2 separate regions of the Homo sapiens genome follow, and region 1 is linked to region 2. A link is an interaction called in ENCODE POLR2A ChIA-PET data of the cell type or tissue named here. Cell type or tissue: OCI-LY7. All regions are shown on one strand. Each heading gives the region's core, and the rest is flanking DNA. Links, peaks and the distances in the headings are about the cores only.

Region 1 (9,587 bases), core at 876-8,875, 1.1 Mb before region 2:
GGCCTCAGCCACTCCCTCCGTTCCAGTCAGCTTAAGTGCTCACCTTCTTTTTTTTTCTTTTTTTGAGATGGAGTCTCACTCGTCACCCAGGTTGGAGTGCAGTGGTGCGATCTCAGCTCACTGCAAGCTCCGCCTCCTGGGTTCATGTCATTCTCCTGCCTTGGCCTCCCAAGTAGCTGGGACTACAGGCGCCTGCCATCATGCCTGGCTAATTTTTTGTATTTTTACTAGAGATGGGGTTTCACCATGTTAGCCAGGATGGTCTCGATCTCCTGACCTTGTGATCCCCCCGCCTCGGCCTTCCAAAGTGCTAGGATTACAGGCGTGAGCCACCGCACCCGGCCTAAGTGCTCACCTTCTTAGAGAGGTCTCTCTCCATCACTCCCCTCTCTCGGCCTTATTTTTTTCCTAACACACATATCACTACCTACAATAGTGTTGTATATTTCTTTGTTAACATTGCTTTGTTCCAGATTCTAATGTCTTGGCTCATGCTCTGTATTTCTTTGGTAATCCATTTGTTGTCTGTCTCTTTCACTGCAGCGCTGGCTCCGCGTGGGGCAAGAGTTTTGCTCACTGCTGCACCCTGCCCACCGCCCCATGCCCCCCATTGGCAGCCGTAATAAGGCCTGGTACCTAGTAGGTTCATGATACGTATTTATTGAATGAATGAGGCACAAGATAATGATGCGAAAAAAATCCCCACCAAGAGGGGAACAAAAAGACCTAACCAGATAATCCCCAATTCATGTCATGGCTTGAGGATGGACCATTTTATTCTGTTAGGCTAGAGCAAATCTTTTTCCCGAAACACCAGGGCTGACAAGGCGGCGTGACCAGGGCTGGAGGATGCCGCCGTCTGTGCAGGCTTCCCCCTGCCCTGGGTGCATGCCCCCTGCGGGGCTGGGGAGAAGGTGACACAGACCTTGCCCTTCCCACAGGCATGCCGGGGAGACTCACGCTTCACGTTCAGCTGCACCGTGTCATTGGAGAGGAACTTCCCATCTGCATCCTGAAGCTGGCAGGTCACAATCTTCCCATGGTGACTCCACTGTGGGGAGAACTTGAGCTCGCTCCGGGTGAAGACAGACTTGATGGTCAAGGAGGTCGAGGTGACAGCAGCCTGCCTCATTGGAACCCCCTCTAGGAGCCACTGCAATTGGATCGGATACCCATAGCAGGAGAAATTCAGCAAGCAGGTCAGAGTGACTTCCTGGGACTCTTGAATTTCTGGAGGGAGCTGGATATGAGGTGGAAAAGGCCTTTCTGCAAAAGAACAGAGCCCGTGCAGGAGCCTGGGGGACTGAGGACGTGAGCGTACACCTGGCTTTAGATGTCCTGTCCCAAATCACCCCTCAGGAACCCCTTGCCACTTCATTCCACCTCTCTCCAGTCCTGCTTTGTTTTTTTGTTGTTATTGTTGTTGTTGTTGTGTTGTTGTTTTTTTGAGATGGAGTTTCCCTCTGTCACCCAGGCTGGAGTGCAGTGGCGCGATCTTGGCTCGCTGTAACCTCTACCTCCCCAGTTCAAGTGATCCTCCTGCCTCAGCCTCCCGAGTAGCTGGGATTACAGGTGCCCACCACCACACCCAGCTAATTTTTCTGTATTTCTAGTAGAGACAGGGTTTCGCCATGTTGGCCAGGCTGGTCTTGAACTCCTGACCTCAAGTGATCCTCCCGCCTTGGCCTCCCAAAGTGCTGGGATTACAGGTGTAAGCCACCACACCCGGCCTCTTTTTTTCTTTAGAGACAGGGTCTTGCTTTGTCACCCAGGCTGGAGTGCAGTGGCGCAATCCTAGCTCACTGTAGCCTCAACCTCCTAGGCTCAAGCAATCCTCTCACCTCAGCCCCCTGAGTAACTGGGACTACAGGCATGTGCCACCACACCTAGCTAGTTTTTTAAACATTTTGTAGAGACAGGGTCTTGCCATGTTACCCAGGCTGGTCTCAAACTCCTGGGCTCAAACGATCCTCCGATCTCAGCCTCCCAAAGTGCTGGGGTTACAGGCGGGAACCACTGCACCCAACGCAGTCCTGCTTTTCTCCACTTTGAATCACTTTTGCTCACCCGAAATCCCCTCTGAAAGGCCTTGACCACACTAAGCCTCCTTGGGAACTGTGATCTACTTTTCTTTCATGCTCATTGCCGGATGTCTGCTTTCTGAATGATTGCAAAGTTCTATTCCCACCACCTCACCACCTCTTTTTTTTTTTTTTTTTTTTTTGAGACAGAGTCTCGCTCTGTCGCCCGGACTGGAGTGTAGTGGCGTGATCTCAGCTCACTGCAAGCTCCACCTTCCGGGTTCACGCCATTCTCCTGCCTCAGCCTCCTGAGTAGCTGGGACTACAGGCGCCTGCCACCACGCCTGGCTAACTTTTTGCATTTTTAGTAGAGACAGGGTTTCACTGTGTTAGTCAGGATGGTCTCGATCTCCTGACCTTGTGATCCGCCTGCCTCGGCCTCCCAAAGTTCTGGGATTACAGGCGTGAGCCACCGTGCCCGGCCTATTCCCACCACCTCTAAGTGAATTTTATCAGTTTAGTTCACGGACTTTTCAGCTTTGACAAACTTGTGTTACTTTCATGGCTTCCTTCAGTATTGCAGCCATCCACGCACCGCATTCCTTTAGTGGAGTGGGTCTGTGTGCACCCAGCCTCAGCTCTCCCCAAGGCTGGACCACCTCCTTCAGACAGCGGGGTCTGAAGTTGCATTGCTCACCCCAAATTTAAGGCTGCTCAGAACTGCCCATCCGGGAAACGGTGTGGAACGGAGTGACCACACTCCCTGTGGCAGGGGCCCCCCACACCTGTGTTTGATGGGTCAAAGCCACCCCTACATGTGCAGTGCTATAACTGAACCTATGTTATAAAAATTATAAGATGTTCGTTTTACTTCTTTTCTTTTCTCTTTGTCCTTTCCTTCCTCCATGCATGATTAGTTACATTTGGTCATTTCAGTAGCAGGTAACCATTAATTCACTCATAATTGTTTAACTTACATCCTGACTCCCTGGCAGCTGCCTGCAAGATAAATGAACTTGTCTCTCTTTCAAAGAACAATGATCCTTAGGTCACACAGACCTCCTTGATGACATCCAGAAATTTGATGAGCCGAGGGGCACAACAGCTTTGACGATCGGGAGGTCACCTCCTGCACACCTACTTTACTCATAAAAGCCCCCACTAACGCTCAAAGTCAGGTCAGATTTGAGAGTTTCTCTCTTCTGTCCCCTTGCTTTGGCTAAATTAAATAATCCTATCTCAGCTTCTAAGCACTGAGGTGTCAGTGTTTGGCTGACTACGCATCGGGAGCTCAAACCTGGCCTTTGGGGTTCAACAACAGTGTCATCTGACCTTGAAGAGCTCATGAGAACTTGCCATGAACATTAACATGCTGGGAGATTTCACTGGAAAATCTAGATTTCCATCGTCTCTTGAAAAATCAGAAGATCAGGCCGGGTGCGGTGACTCATGCCTGTAATCCTAATGCTTTGAGAGGTTGAAGCAGGAGGATTGCTTGAGGCCAGGAGTTCAAGACCAGCCTGGCAACATAGCAAGACCCATTTCTACAACAAATTAAAAAGTTAGCTGGGCATGGTGGCATGCACCTGTGATCCTAGCTACTTTGGAGGTGGGAGGATTGCTTGAACCCGGGAGATCAAGGCTGCAGTGAGCTGAGATCGCGCCACTGCACTCCAGCCTGGGTGATGACAGTGCGAGACCCTGTCTCATAAAAAGGGAAAGGAAGGGGAAGGGGAAAAGAAGAGGAAAAAAAGTAAAACAAACATTTTATGATTTTTATAACACAGGCTCAGTTATGGCACTGCACATGTAGGGGTGGATTTGACCCATCAAACACAGGTCTGGGGCCTCTGCCCTAGGGAGTGTGGTTACTCCGTTCCACACCCAGTTTCCTCTATAGGGAGCTCTGAGCAGCCCTAAGTTTGGGGTGAGCGATGCAGCTTCAGACCCCAATGTCTGAAGGGGGCGGTCCAGCCTGGGGGAGAGCTGAGGCTGGTTACATGCAGACCCACCCCACTAAAGGAATGCGGTGCTTGGATGGTTCCAGTACTAAGGCCAAACACGAGTTTGTCACAAAAGCTGAAAAATACATGGTGAGAAAGAAAGAGGGAAAGATCAGGAGATCCGATAACTTTGGAATCCAGGTCCCAGAGGGGCAGGAACTGAGGGTCAGATGGGACATCCGAGGTCCCGCAGCTCTGTCTAGTGCTGCTGCATCGCCATCGTCATCCGCTGGCGTCCCCTGCCTGAGCTCTGCAGGAAGCTCGGTTTGTGAGCTCTGTGCCAGGAGTCAGGTATTTCCTGCCTCCCACTCACCCCTGCCCAGAGCAGAGGACCCGCTCCCCGAAGGCCTTACCAGAGACATTGAGGTGTATTCGTTCCATCCATTTCTCAGTCTTGGACTCCATCCTCAGCCCCAGCTGACCACTGTCATTGAGGTGCACCGGGTGGATACTCAGTGTGCAGTTCTTATTCTTGTCTCCCAGGAATTGCACCCTTTTCTGCTCAGAAGGAACCTTCCCATCCTTTGTGCTTTCATAGAGTCTTGTCCCATCAAACTTCGAGGTGTTCTTGTTATACTCAGGATTGTGGAACAGGATGAAGCTTTCCAGGTCACCATCTAGGGCTCTGTAGGTGCAGGGGATCCAGACGCAGGCCCCCTCCCAGGCGTAGAGGGTTTCAGGGTGCTCAAAAACCCATTTACTTGAGTCAGAGAAAGCCAAGTATTCTAGAACTCACCACAGTGATCAGAAAGCATTACTAAGGGGGCATGAGAGCCTTCTTTTAAAAGTTATTTTTTATTTTAAAATTTGTTTAATTTTTTATTCTTTTTAGAGATAGGGGTCTTGCTATGTTGTCCAAGCTGGCCTTGAACTCCTGACCTCAAGTGATCCTCCCACCTCAGCCTCACAAAGTGCTGAGATTTCAGGCATGAGCCACTGCACCCAGCAGAGAGCTTTCTAAAGACTAAAGAATTCCCTCTGAAGATAGTGGGAGAAATACAGAGATACACAAAGACAGCAGGATGCAATGAGAGAAGTGTATGTATATATGGGAAACATATATATTTGTATGTACATTTATCTATACACACCGCTGCCCCCACCCTACCCTATGTTGACGCCTCTCTGCCTGGGTCTTTCCTCCTCCTCCAGTGCCCACTGACATCCCAGAACCCCAGTACTAGCCCAGGCCACAGTCCTTACCCAGGAGCAGGAGCCAGGGGCCGAGGAGATGCATGGTGTCGTGTCTGGGTGCAAGCCTGAGCAGGGGAGAGTTTGTCTTTGAGCCATCTGGCCGCTTACTTCTTCCACGTGGCTTTTCTTGCTCACCCACTGAGCTCCGACCCTTCCCCTGGATCCGGGAGGACCGGGTCTGGTTGCATTATGGGGATGTGGCATTTGGGATGCTCACGGAGTTCTTTCTTTTTTTTTGAGACAGAGTCTTGCTCTGTCTCCCAGGCTAGAGTGCAGTGGTGTGATCTCCGCTCACTGCAACCTCTGCTTCCCAGGCTCAAGCGTTTCTCTGGCCTCAGCCCCCCAAGTAGCTGGGTAAAGGCAGGTGCCACCACGCCTGGCTGATTTTTGTATTTTCAGTAGAGATGGGGTTTCACCATGTTGGCCTGGCTGGTCTTGAACTCCTGATCTCAGGTGATCTGCCAGCCTTGGCCTCCCAAAGTGCTGGCACTACAGGTGTGAGCCACCACTCCTGGCCGGGAGTTTTTTCTGAGTGTGCTGCACCTCTCCTTCAAACTGAGAGCCCTGCGGGGGCAGCCTCTCTCTCTTCCCAGAACTCCTTCCTTTCTTCCTTCCTTCCTCCCTTGCTTGCTTTTTCCCATCCATCCATTCATCCATCTCTAATTTTATAAACTTCCTGCCTGGCTCACAGGCTTTGAGTGGCACCAGACCACTGAGTGCTTTGAATGCCAGGCCCCGGGTAACGTGGAGCTCTCTCTGGTGCTACTCATCAAGGATTATACTCAGGGACAGACATGGTCAAAACTTGGTTTGAAAGACCAGGTAAAAAGGAATTCTAAAACCAGTAACAAAGTATGGGTGAGCCAGGCGCAGTGGCTCACACCTGTAATCCCAATACTTTGGGATGCCAAGGCAGGCAGATCACTTGAGGTCAGGAGTTCAAGACCAGCCTGGCCAACATGGCAAAACCCCATCTTTACTCAAAATGCAAAAAATTAGCCAGGCGTGGTGGCGTACACCTGTAATCCCAGATACTCATGAGGCTGAGGCAGGAGAATTGCTTGAACCCGGGAAGTAGAAGTTGGAATGAGCCGAGATCATGCAACTGCACTCCAGCCTGGGCGACAGGGCAAGACCCTGTCTCAAAAAGATAAAAAATAAACTAAAAATGTACAGAGCTGGTCAAACAAAACCTATCTGTGGGTTAGGTTCTGCAACTGTTGCCCATCTTTCTTTCTTTCTCTGCAGTGAGCTTGTCCTCTACCATCCCTGACCTCTGCATAGAGTTATATTTACATAGAGTTAAATTTAAGTCCCAATTTACATGATCATGGCCCTCCGTGCTGGCCCCCGGGGACCCTGAAGGATGTGACAGCAGAGTGTGTCTCCGGTCTCAGCACCAACCCAAGCCCCTCCCACTCACCTGCCAACATTTCACACGCATCAATGTTCCTCTCTCTGTCTGTTTATCTCCTCGGGCCACATGGCTCATGCCAAAGGCTGCTGGGTATCTGTTCATGGGTGTGCGGAAAGCTAAGCTGCTTGCCGACAGCAGGAAGGGGGTCTGGCCTGGGCTAAGCATGAATTTGGGGTGCAGGGTCTGAAGCTGAGGCAGATTCCCCAGGCAGAGCTGACATCAGCCCCGCAGGTACTCATCATGTCACATGCAAAAAACATCTTCAAGGTCACATACACTTGAGAAAGGCAGGGTAAAAGAGTTAAGTAAGATTCTTTTTTTTTCTTTTGAGACAGAGTCTCATTCTTCTGTCGCCCAGGCTGAAGTGCAGTGGTGTGATCTCAGTTCACTGCATCCTCTGCCTCCAGGGTTCAAGTGATTCTCCTGCCTCAGCCTCCTGAGTAGCTGGGACTATAGGCATGTGCCACCACACCCGTCTGATTTGTTTGTTTGTTTGTTTGTTTTAGTAGAGATGGGGTTTCACCATGTTGGCCAGGCTGGTTTCAAACTCCTGACCTCAGGTGATCCCCCCAACTTGGCCTCCCAAAGTGCTGAGATGACAGGCGTGAGCCACCGCACCTGGCTTAAGTAAGATTCTTTACTGCAGGACTTTAAAAACCTTTCAGTAAACTCTATCTACACCATTAATCTCTAGACATGGGGATTAGAGTATAGTATAATACATTGTCCATACTTCTTTGGCCATGGGATCTATTTTACATGTTCCATAAAAAACTTAGCAGGGTTGCAGAGCCAGAGTTCTTTGAAATCCCCTTAAGGTTACCTAAGGGGTAACAAGGGCTGTGGCAAGGACTAGACTCCGTTCCCTGCAGCCAACACTTGCCTCCAGGAGCCGGGCCATTGTCCCTCCTCTGCCAGCACCCTCCAGCCACAACCTGCTCTGGGACGGGCTGGAGCATCCCAGCATGAGTGGGAGATGGGCGCCTCCAGAGCAGGACTGTGTGCTGCCTCAAGGAGCTCCAGGAGTCTCTGGAGCACAGGAGTAGGGCCCCAGGCCCGGGAATTGGAAGGCTGAGGGTGGGGTGGAGGTTAGGGACAGCAGTTATTATGCACAGAGGCTCAGGACAGGGCCATGCTGTCCAGACCTCCTCAGTCCAGGCCTGTTGAGGGCCTTGCAGAACCTTGGGGCTGACCTCCCTGGCTCCTTCTTCCCTCCTGGGCATCCAATAACCTACCCTACTCTCAGAAGACTCAGCAGGCCTGGCAAGGAGGATGCTCAAGACAGGGGTCTGTCTACAACCTGTTGTAACACCGGTAAGAGAGAGCCAGGGAGGTCCCCACTGTGTTCCCAGCTCTGGGAGGTATGCCTGGCCCATAACTGCTGTTCCGTAATAACTTGCTTGTTGAATGCAAAATAAAAGCAAAATGATTTTTACCTGTTTCCGCGTGTCTTCCCTCTTCAGGGACCCTGGCAGCATCTGAGAGCAAAAGGAGAAGTACAGTAAAGTCTCTGGTGACAGAGGTTTCCCCTCCATGGCCACACCCCCTGCTTCTCTATGGCTCTGAGGGGGACCAAGCAGCACCGTGATCTGGGGAGTGGGGAAAAGAGACGATTGAGGGGGATGCGGGCTCGGAGTCAGATTGGAAGACTCGAATACGTATGGGCAGTTCTTCCTTTCCGTGTATGGGTTTGCAATATCAGATCAGTTTCAGAATGGGCTCCTCCACAACTCCCCCTCTACCCAGCTCTCAGGAAATGCGAATGACTCAAGCCAAGCAGGAGAACTGCAGCCCGCTGAAAAAGGCACAGGCCTACCTGAAAGTATTTGTAGTTTAGTGACACCATCCAGTTATTACCATTTCCACTCTTTTCATCATAGGCATAAATGGTGGGGAATCTGACCACCTACACTGAAGCCCCCAAGGGTTGAGGGAGGAGCACATAGATATTGAGGAGGAAAAAGATATCTCGGCCGGGTGCGGTGGCTCATGCCTGGAATCCCAACACTTTGGGAGGCTGAGGCGGGTGGATCACTTGAGGTCAGGAATTCGAGACCAGCCTGGCGAACATGGTGAAATTCCGTCTCTACTAAAAATACAAAAAATTAGCTAAGTGTTTTGGCAGGCGCCTGTAGTCCCAGCTACTCAGGGGGCTGAGGCAGGAGAATCACTTGAGCCCAGGAGGCGGAGGCTGCAGTGAGAAGAGATCACACCACTGCAGTCCAGCCTGGGTGACAGAGTGAGACTCTGTCTCAAAAAAAAAAAAAGAAAGAAAGAAAGAAAGAAAGAAAAAGAAAAGATATCTTGTAGGACTGGGCATGGTGGCTCATGCCTGTAATCCTAGCGCTTTGGGTGGCCAAGGCGGGTGGATTGCCTGAGCTCAGGAGTTCAAGACCAGCTTGGGCAACATGGTAAAACCCCATCTCTACTAAAAAAAAAAAAAAAAAAAATCCAAAAATTAGCTGGGTGTGGTGGCGGGCGCCTGTGGTCCCAGCTACTCAGGAGGCTAAGGCAGGAGAATCACTTAAGCCCGAGAGGCTGAGGTTGCAGTGAGCAGATCGCGCTGTGGCACTCCAGCCTGGGTGACAGAGCCAGATCCTGTCTCAAAAAAACAAAAAAGATATCTTGTAGGAAGTGTTATTGAATGGAGAGTCTTTAGGCTGAAACCTCATCACCTTTATAATCCTGTAGCCAGCGAGTGTCTCAGGAGCAGAACAGACAGCATTGGAAGCCATGCACATCCTACAGATGAAGAGGGATGCGCTGAGAGGTCTTCACTCCAGCACCACTGCCCTCTATGGGCAGCTGGCCATAGGGAGGGAAACAGAGAGAGGGAAGAACACCTTCTTCCAAAAGCACCGATAGGGCTGGGTGTGGTGACTTATGCCTGTAATACGCTTTGGGAGAGCAAGGCAAGAGGATTGCTTAAGGCCAGAAGTTTGAGACCAACCT
Region 2 (9,587 bases), core at 475-8,474:
TTAGTCCCTGAATTAATTAATTAAGTTTTCCCATCTGACTAAAGATTGATAGCTATGATTTGTGAATACAGAGAATAATTTTAGATCCACTTCAGTCCTTAAACCAACAGAGAAAAGAGAGTGGCAAGCAGTCCTACTGTCAGAAATGGGATGACAAAAGGAGTTTCATTTCAAAACGACAGGCTAAACAGGCAAGTGCACTTACCTCTCCATCCTCCCCAAATCCCAGTGACATAACAATAAAGACATTCACAAGGGAATCTCAGCAAAACAGTAATGAGAAGGTCTGAGGGCCACAGTCTATTTAACTGCAGGCCATCTTCTAGAGGATGGAGAGAAAGCAGAGGAAACTATATTACAAGACAGACCAGAGCAAAGCTGGCCACTTTTTACAACATGCAGGGCCAAAAGAGAACAGAGAGGCAGAGCCCTTTTTCCTGGAGGAGCTGGATAAATGCCCAGCTTTGAATCAGCAGGTAGAGAAATCAGGAGTGGGAAACCAGTTAATCAACCTGATTTCATCTGTACTTCCCATTCCTCAATCAGCCAACTCTCACTAAGGCAAGAGGACTATTGAAAAACAGAGGGACCTCCTGCAAATTACCTATATGAACAACCCAGTTCTTCATTGATAAGGATCACCAGACAGTGAAGGAAAACCAAAAGGACAAAAAAGGACAACTAAGATGAAAAGGTGATCAGACCTCAGAAGAAATACATATTTTAGGTCCCAGAAAAAACACCTGAAAAGAAATTCTGACTGGTATTCCTCAGACAGTGTTGGAAAGATAGTGCATCCTTAAAAGCAGGGCTGGGCACGGTGGCTCACGCCTGTAATCCGAGCACTTTGGGAGGCCAAGGCAGGCAGATCACAAGGTCAGGAGTTCAAGACCAGCCTGGCCAGCATGGTGAAACCCCGTCTCTACTAAAAATACAAAAATTAGCCTGGTGTGGTGGCGTGCGCCTGTAATCCCAGCTACTCAGGAGGCCAAGGCAGGAGAATTGCTTGAACCCAGGAGGCGGAGGTTGCAGTGAGCCGAGATCGCACTATTGCATTCCAGCTCTAGGCAACAGAGCAAGACTCCATCTCGGGGGGAGAAAAAAAAACCAAAAGCAAACAAATCATAAAGGAAGTAGAAATCAACAATGAATTCTTGGAAATAAGAAATATGATTGCCAAGATAAAAACGAGAAGAAATAAAATGGGAATGAAGTAAGGTATAGGGAATACAGAAACACACAGACACACACGCTTGTAGCTTTTAAAATAAGCCATGGGAGAATAAACCAAAAACCAACAAAGATGTTTACCTACAACGTATAGAGAAGAACAAAGACAAGGAGGAAAGCCAGACTTCTTTCAATCTATCTTACTTATGGTTTTATCTTTAGAACTACGTAAATATATAAGCAAAAAGCAAATATAAAAAAGAAAAATATCCCTAAAAATGAAACAAAAGACAAATGAATCTATATTATTTACCAAATTAGTGGCACAGCCACACAGAGAAGAATTATTTCAAGTTTAAAATTGTGTTTCGGCCAGGTGTAGTGCTTCACATCTGTAATCCCATCACTTTGGGAGGCCAAAGCAGGAGGAATGCTTTAGAGTTCAAGACCAGCCTGGGCAACACAGTGAGACCCCATCTCTATAACACACAAACAAAATTGGCCAGGTGCAGTGGCTCATGACTGTAATCCTAGCACTTTGGGAGGCAGAGGCAGGCAGATCACAAGGTCAGGGGTTTGAGACCAGCCTGGCCAATATGGTGAAACCACGTCTCTACTAAAAATACAAAAATTAGCCAGGCATAGTGGCAGGCGTCTGTAGTCCCAGCTACCAGGGAGGCTGAGGCAGGAAAATCACTTGAACCCGGGAGGCAGAGGTTGCAGTGAGCTGAGATCACACCACTGCACTCCAGCCTGGGTGACAGAGTGAGACTCCATCTCAAAACAAACAAACAAACAAAATTATCCAGACATGGTAGTGCATCCCTGTAGTCCCAGCTACTGATGAGGCTGAGGTGGAAGGATCACTTGAGCCCAGGTGGTGGAGGCTGCAGTGAGCCAACATGGCGCCACTATACTCCAGCCTGGGCGACAGAGTGAGGTGGTCTCCATCAATCGGTCAATCAATAAAATCGTGTTTTGACTGGACCCCTCTGGTGTTACTGTCAACAAATGAGAAAAGACAAATATAAAATCAAAGATATAAAAATCCTTTAATCCTTCATTTGAATTGGAAGTAAATCAGTCTGAAATCATGGTGTATCTTTTTCTTTCCAAAAAGTATGTATTTCCTAGTTCTACTAAAAAAAAAAAAAAACCTACTGGAATTTACATCTTAATTGTAATGAATGCCCTTAATACCATTTCCCACCAAAAAGAATCAGAACTAGTTAAAGAAATGGCTGATTCTGGATCTGGGATCAGAAATTTTTCCGATAAGCCCCGGACTTCTTGTAAAGCCAGAAAGCAGGGAACTCATATAACACTACTAGGCTCATGTCAAAAGCACCTAGAAAACCCGAAAAATAAGTGCCATTAACGATCAATAATGGGACAACTTAAGCATCAAAAAGAATAACCATTTAGGGGTGAAAATCATTAAATATATAAAAATTACTGAGTTCAGACTTAGCAATAATTTCTTGGATAGGACACGAAAAGCACAGGCAACAAAAAACAGATAAACTGGACTTCAAAATCAAAACTTTTAGGCATCAAAGGACATTACAAGCAAAAAGCAATCCATAGATGAAAATATTTATAAATCACATATGGGAAAAGGAATTAATATCCAGAATATATAAAGAACTCCTACAACTCAAACACAAAAATCCAATTTTTAAATGGGCAAAGGACTTGAATAGACTTTTGCCCCAAGAAATATGCGAACAGCTAATAAGCACATGAAAAGATGCTCAACATCACTAATCACTAGTGATATAGCTTAAATCTGTGTCCCCACACAAATCTCATGTTGAATAGTAATTCCCAATGTTGGAGGTGGAGCCTGGGAGGAGGTGACTGGATCATGTGGTGGATTTTCCCCTTTGTACTCAATAGTGAGTGGGTTCTCATGAGACCTGGTTGTTTAAAAGTGGGCAGCACCTCCCTTCTCTCTCTCGGTCCTGGCTCCTGCCATTTAAGATGCCTGCTCCGCTTTGCCTTCTGCCACCAATAAAAGCTCCCTAAGGCCTCCCCAGGAGCAGATGCTGCCATACTTCCTGTACAGCCAATTAAACCACTTTTTTTTTTTTTTTTTTTTTTTGAGACGGAGTCTCGCTCTGTCGCCCAGGCTGGAGTGCAGTGGCGGGATCTCGGCTCACTGCAAGCTCCGCCTCCCGGGTTCACGCCATTCTCCTGCCTCAGCCTCCCAAGTAGCTGGGACTACAGGCGCCCGCCACTACGCCCGGCTAATTTTTTGTATTTTTAGTAGAGACGGGGTTTCACCGTTTTAGCCGGGATGGTCTCAATCTCCTGACCTCGTGATCCGCCCGCCTCGGCCTCCCAAAGTGCTGGGATTACAGGCGTGAGCCACCGCGCCCGGCCAATTAAACCACTTTTGTTTATAAATTACCCAGTCTCAAGTATTTCTTTACAGTAAGGCAAGAACAGACAGTACAACTAGGGAATAATATAACTTGGAAAATGCAAATCAAAACCACAGTGAGATACCACTTCATACCCTATTAGGATGGCTAATATTAAAATAAACAAAACACAGAAAATAAGTGCTGGCCACTGCCAGCCTGGGCAACATGGAGAAACCTCGTCTCTACTAAAAATAAAAAAAAAAATAGCCAGGCGTGGTCCCAGCTACTTGGGAGGCTGAGGTGGGAGGATCACCTGAGCCCGGGAAGCACAGGTTGCAGTGAGCCGAGATCGCAATGGGCCACTGAACTCCAGCCTGGGACGGAGAGCGAGACACTGTCTCAAAAACAAAACAAAACAAAAAGTGCTGGCAAGGACATGGAGAAATTGGAAGCCTTGTGTATTGCTAGTGGGAATATAAAATAGTGCAGCCACTGTGGAAAACAGTATGGTGCTTCCTTAAAAAATTAAACATAGAATTACCATGTGATTCAGGAAATCCACTTCTGTGCATCTACCCAAAAGAACTGAAAGCAAGGACGTGAGCAGGTATTTCTTCACCCATGTTCACCGAAGCATTATTCATAATAGTCAAAAGGTGGAAACAATTCAAATGTCCATGGAAGATGAATAGATAAACAAATGTGGTATATCCATACAATGGACTATTATTTAGTATTAAAAAGGAAGAAAGGCTGGAAGCAGTGGCTCATGCCTGTAATCCTAGCACTTTGGGAGGCTGAGGTAGGAAGATCGCTTGAGGCCAGTTTGAGACTAGCCTGGGCAACATGGCGAGACCCTGTCTCTACAAAAAATTTAAAAATTAGCTTGGCATTATGGTGCACACTTGTAGTTCCAGCTACTTGGGAGGCTGAGGCATGAGGATCACTTGAACCCAGGCATCTGAGGCTGCAGTAAGCTTGACTGCACCACTGCACTCCAGCCTGGGTGACAGAGACCCTGTCAATAAAAAAAAAAAATTAATGAAGGAAATTCTAATAACATGCTCCAACATGGATGAACCTTGGAGATACTCTGCTAAGATGCCAGACACTAAAGGACAAATACTGTGTGATTCCATATATATGGGGTGCCTAAAATAGTCAAATTTTTAGGGACAAAAAGTAGAAGAGAGGTTGTGCCCAGGAGCTGAGAGAAGGGGAAAATGGGGAGTTACTGTTTAATAGGCAAGACTTTTTTTTTTTTTTTTTTTTTTTGAGATGGAGTCTTGCTCTGTCACCCAGGCTGGAGTACTAGTGGCACAATTTCGGTTTACTGTAACCTCTGCCTCCTGGGTTCAAGCAATTCTCGTGCCTCAGCCTCCCAAGTAGCTGGGACTGCAGGCTTATGCCACCACATCTGGCTAATTTTTGTATTTTTAGCAGAGACAGGGTTTCACCATGTTGGCCAGGCTGGTCTCAAACTTCTGACCTCAGGTGATCCACCCGCTTCAGCCTCCCAAAGTGCTGGGTTTACAGGCATGAGCCACCATGCCTGGCCAAGACTTTCAGTTTGGGATGTTGAAAAAGTTCTGGAGATGGATGGTGGTGATGGCTGCACAACATTGTTAATGTACTTATGCCACTGAAATGTATAATAAAAATGGTTAAAACTGTAAATTTTGTGTTATGCATATTCTACCACAATAAAAAAAGTGAGTCAATAATGATATTAAGAAAAATTCCATTGGTCATCTCTCTGTGGAGGTGTTAAGGCACCAAGCTATTGTTCTGAAAACTGCTGGGGGTGGGGGGGGGGGGTGAAATCAAGCATTTATCCTGCTTTTCCTGTTTATATAGTTTTTTTTTGAATACTCCATTTAGGAAAGTGCTTAATCAAAGAAAATTAGCCAATAAATAAAGAAGAAATGCTAGGAAAACTATTATTTTGCAACTCTAATGAAATAGTGTATCTAGCCAATGATTATTAATCACTGTTAAAATGATTTGGTGAAACTTGATGGAGAAGTTTATGATGAAGGAATCAGGCATAACACCTGAACTCACTAATTAATTTTAGCATCATTAAAGTGGGGAACTAAACATATAATTATATGCCTATCATTGTGACAAAATAGGAAGTACACAGTACCACCCAAAAAATATTTTTGCCTAAAATACTGAATCAAAATCTAATCGAGTCTCTATATCTAGCGAATTACTTACAGGAAACATGAGAGACAGAGAAACTCCAAATTTCACGTGTTTTTTCATAGGTCTTTTCAAACGTATTGTTCATAAGTAACCACTGATCTTATTGGTCTAAGTGAGTTAGGATTCTGATAGACCCTTGGGGGCAATTTTTACCAGCTTGGTCCTCCAGTTTCATTTTTATTCCTTTCTGCCAACCTTTTAATCTCTCTTCTGCATGCAGTTTATGAAGAATTTATATCCAATGGTCCCTGGCACTTTGAATAAAATCAAACTCCTTACTGAGACCTGCACAGCCCTGCCCACCTCTCCAGCCTCATGTCGTGCCTCCTGAGTCTCACTCATCATTCTGCAGTCACACCATTTATCTTCCAGTTCTTCTAGTGCCCCAAGCTCTTTACACACGCTGCTGCCTCTATCCAGAAAGCTCCTGCCTCCCTCCTACTCATGATGCTCCTCCCGTTCATCCTTTAGCTCTCAAAACAAGTGTTACACCCTCAGAGAAGCCTTCTGCAGCCAACCTGTCTAATCTAGGGTCACCTCACCCCTACAATGCTGTCTTATCTTCATGACAACTTGCAATCATCTTACCATTTTATTTGCATATGTACACTTTACCACCTGGCACATAAGCTCCTAAAGACAGCAATGGCTTGTTCACAGCTGGATTCTCACAAGTGTGCTGCCCAACTCTCTGGAAATCTGACATGAATGAGCCATTGTTCCAGTGGCACTGTCGCGCAAACTCGAGAAACTGGCTGCTATAGCAAGCTACTTCTCCACCTGAAAGGTGACTGGCTTGTGGAAACCTGGCAGTGGCTGCGGTATCTGTGACCTTAAGACAGATGATATGAGGGAGAAGGCAGAGATCATGGTCTCCACTTCCAAAGTCACAGCCAGGTAACAGGATTATCCAGAACTCTCTCACACTCAGGCTTGATGTGGATGGAGCACACTGGCTATTTCTCTGGGGAGCCTGTCCTTTAACTTTTACAAATCTGTTTATGGCATCTTCCACTGTACATATACACATATGTACATAAACACACATACCCACACACACTCTTTTTCCCTCATTTCTACAATCAAATGTGTTATGTTTGTTCCTTTAAAGTTTCAGGTTTTGCAACTTAATTTACCTTGCCAAAACTGATGATCAAATATGGATGGGCTGGGCACAGGTGCTCACCCCTGTAATCCCAGCACTTTGGGAGGCCGAGGCAGGCAGATCACCTGAGGTCAGGAGCATGAGACCAGCCTGGTCAACATGGCGAAACCCCATCTCTACCAAAAATAAAAAATTAGCTGGGCGTGGTGGCGCACACCTGTAATCCCAGCTACTCAGGAAGCTGAGGCAGGAGAACTGCTTGAACCTAGGAAACATAGGCTGCAGTGAGCCAAGATGGCACCACTGCACACCAGTCTGGAAGACAGAGCAAGACTCCATCTCTAAAGAAAAAAAAACAAACAAAACACAAATATAGATGAACCCTCCAAAGATGATATGCCAATAAGCATATGAAAAGACAGTCAACATCACTAACTATCAGGGAAATGCAAATCAAAATCACAATGAGATACCTCTTCGCAACCACTAGGATTACTATAATCAAACAGACAATAACAAGTGTTGACAAAATGTTAGAGAATTTGGAATCCTCATATACTGCTCAGGGTAATACAAAATGGTACAGACATGTTGGAAAACACAGTGGCAGTTCCTCAAATGGTTAAACATAAAATTACCACACAACCAAGAAATTTTACTCCTAGGTATATATATCCAAGAGAAATGAAAAACATGTCTACAAACCAACATGCAGATGAACGTTTGGAGCAGTATTATCATAATACCAAAAACTGGAAACAACTCAAATGTCTATCAATTGACAAATGGACAAACAAAATGTAGTATAACTGTACAATGGAATATTATTCAGCCATGAAAAGGAATAAAGTACTGATACATGGATGAACCTTGAAAACATTATGCTAAGTGAAAGAAACCAGACCCAAAGTTCCCTTAATATGAACTGTACCAATTACGTAAATCCATTGAAACAAAAAGTCAATTAATGGTTGCCTAAGGCTGGGGGTGGGGGTGTGGAATGGGGGAAATAAGGGATGACTGCTAATGGGTATATGGTTTATTTGCAGAGTGATGAAAATATTCTAAAATTGATGATGGTTGCATAACTATGAACATACTAAAAACCACCAATTTATATACTTTAAATGGATAAACTGTATGGTATGTGAATTATATTTCAATAAAGCTGTTACAAAAAATATAAAGATGAATCATTCCTAAACAATTCCCTCTTCTGAGGAAAAAAAAAAAAACACAGAAAATGTTCTGTCCTCTCCAATCCACAAAAATGCAAATCCAAATATCTACCCTTGATAATGTGGAGACACTACAGGAAATTCTTTAGGCAGATTAGTGAAGTTATTGTCTATGAAGTTCAAAGCCCAACCATTTCCATGTTTTTAGTCAGTTCAGACTGACTCAAACCGTATTTAGAAATGCACTCTAGAAAAATGCTTTGAAGAATTTTATTCTCAACATTCATAAATTTAAAATATCTATCCAGGCAAGAGAAAATGCCTGGAAAATTCAGTGCTTTGCTCGGACGTTCCTTAGAACTCTACTTTTTTAGCTCCCTCTATCTGTTACCACATTACAAAGTGAAGCAACTCTGTAAGCTGCTAACACGAAAAGACGCTTAGTGCTGGCTCTCCTCATACCTCTCTGGCCATTCTTAGTTGCCCCTTTGAGCTACTCCTCCTCTGATAGACCTTAAGTGCTATGCCCTCTCTGTTTCTAAGAGCAACATATTCCTTCTGGGAAGATTCCCAAATCCATCCCTCTAGCCCAGATCTTTGTCCTGTGCTCCAGAACCCAAATATTCAACTGCCTAGTGGACAGGTCCCAAAATCAAAAGTCCAAAACCAAATCTTCCAAGTCTTTCAATATGCCTTCCCAGTCTTGGCAAATGACATCACCATCTGCCTACTTGAACAAGGCAGAAACCTGGGAGTTATCCTCTACTCTTCACTCTCCTTCACATCCAATTAATCACAGTCTTATCCTTCCTGCCTTCTTGAGACGGAGTTTCGCTCTAGTTGCCCAGACTGGAGTGCAATGGTGCGATCTAAGCTCACTGCAACCTCCGCCTCCTGGGTTCAAGCGATTCTCCTGCCTCAGCCTCCTGAGTAGCTGGGATTACAGGCATACACCACAACACCCGGCTAATTTTGTATTTTTAGTACAGACGGGGTTTCTCCATATTGGTCAGGCTGATCTCGAACTCCCAACCTCAGGTGATCCACCCGCCGCGGCCTCCCAAAATGCTGGGATTACAGGTATGAGCCACCATGCCCGGCCCCTTCCTGCCTTCTTAGTATCTCTCAAGTCCTTTTCCTTCTATCTTCACTGCCGTACCAAAGCTACTGTTTTTACCTCCTGCCTGAATTATGGAGGCGCCTCCTGAGTGATCTTCCAAATGCCTGGGCTACTCCCCTCTGGATGCTGTGTGACTACTCTAGAATCAATGTGATCACACCACTCTGCGCTTAAAATCCACTATGGCTCTCCATTACCCTTCCCAATTTTCTTACACCGCCCCAACACCACCCACTTCCTACATGTGCCATCTTCCTTCTCGCCACCTGGCCACACATTTCATTTCTACTGTCTGGAAAGCTCTCTTGGCTCACTCTCATTCCTCTTGGATGTCTAACTTAGGCATCACTTCTTCTGAGAAACCACTTTGACAGACTGAGCGAGGGGTTCCTCTGCTGCCGTAACACCCTGTTTTTAGCCCCACCTTAACATTA

What was found. Peaks named below come from ENCODE experiments on the same cell type or tissue, not always from the same donor. Only the 100,000 strongest peaks of a DNase experiment are listed, where the experiment ranks them.
Region 1: POLR2A ChIA-PET joins it to region 2 with 5 read pairs; 1 of 35 experiments calls an interaction of 5 or more read pairs at or near these places.

What each region holds. Positions count from the first base shown.
Region 1 is chr19:35,327,715-35,337,301 of GRCh38, reverse strand. CD22 (CD22 molecule) reads right to left here and starts at 8,115. Exons shown (of 14, transcript NM_001771.4): 1 at 8,072-8,115; 2 at 5,228-5,283; 3 at 4,378-4,755; 4 at 961-1,266. The coding sequence starts at 5,261. RefSeq lists a silencer at 3,788-3,997 and enhancers at 6,189-6,238, 7,369-7,418, 7,489-7,538. In OCI-LY7, for the core only: a CTCF peak has its summit at 4,214; DNase peaks (open chromatin) are centred at 4,281, 5,561, 6,611, 8,171 and 1 weaker place; H3K4me3 peaks cover 6,508 bases; H3K27ac peaks cover 6,358 bases.
Region 2 is chr19:34,273,672-34,283,258 of GRCh38, reverse strand. The region is part of intron 1 of GARRE1 (granule associated Rac and RHOG effector 1); the gene reads right to left. Among named protein-coding and RNA genes, the nearest start is that of GARRE1, 24 kb to the right of the region's middle. In OCI-LY7, for the core only: a CTCF peak has its summit at 7,329; a DNase peak (open chromatin) is centred at 6,388; H3K4me3 peaks cover 1,233 bases; H3K27ac peaks cover 1,429 bases.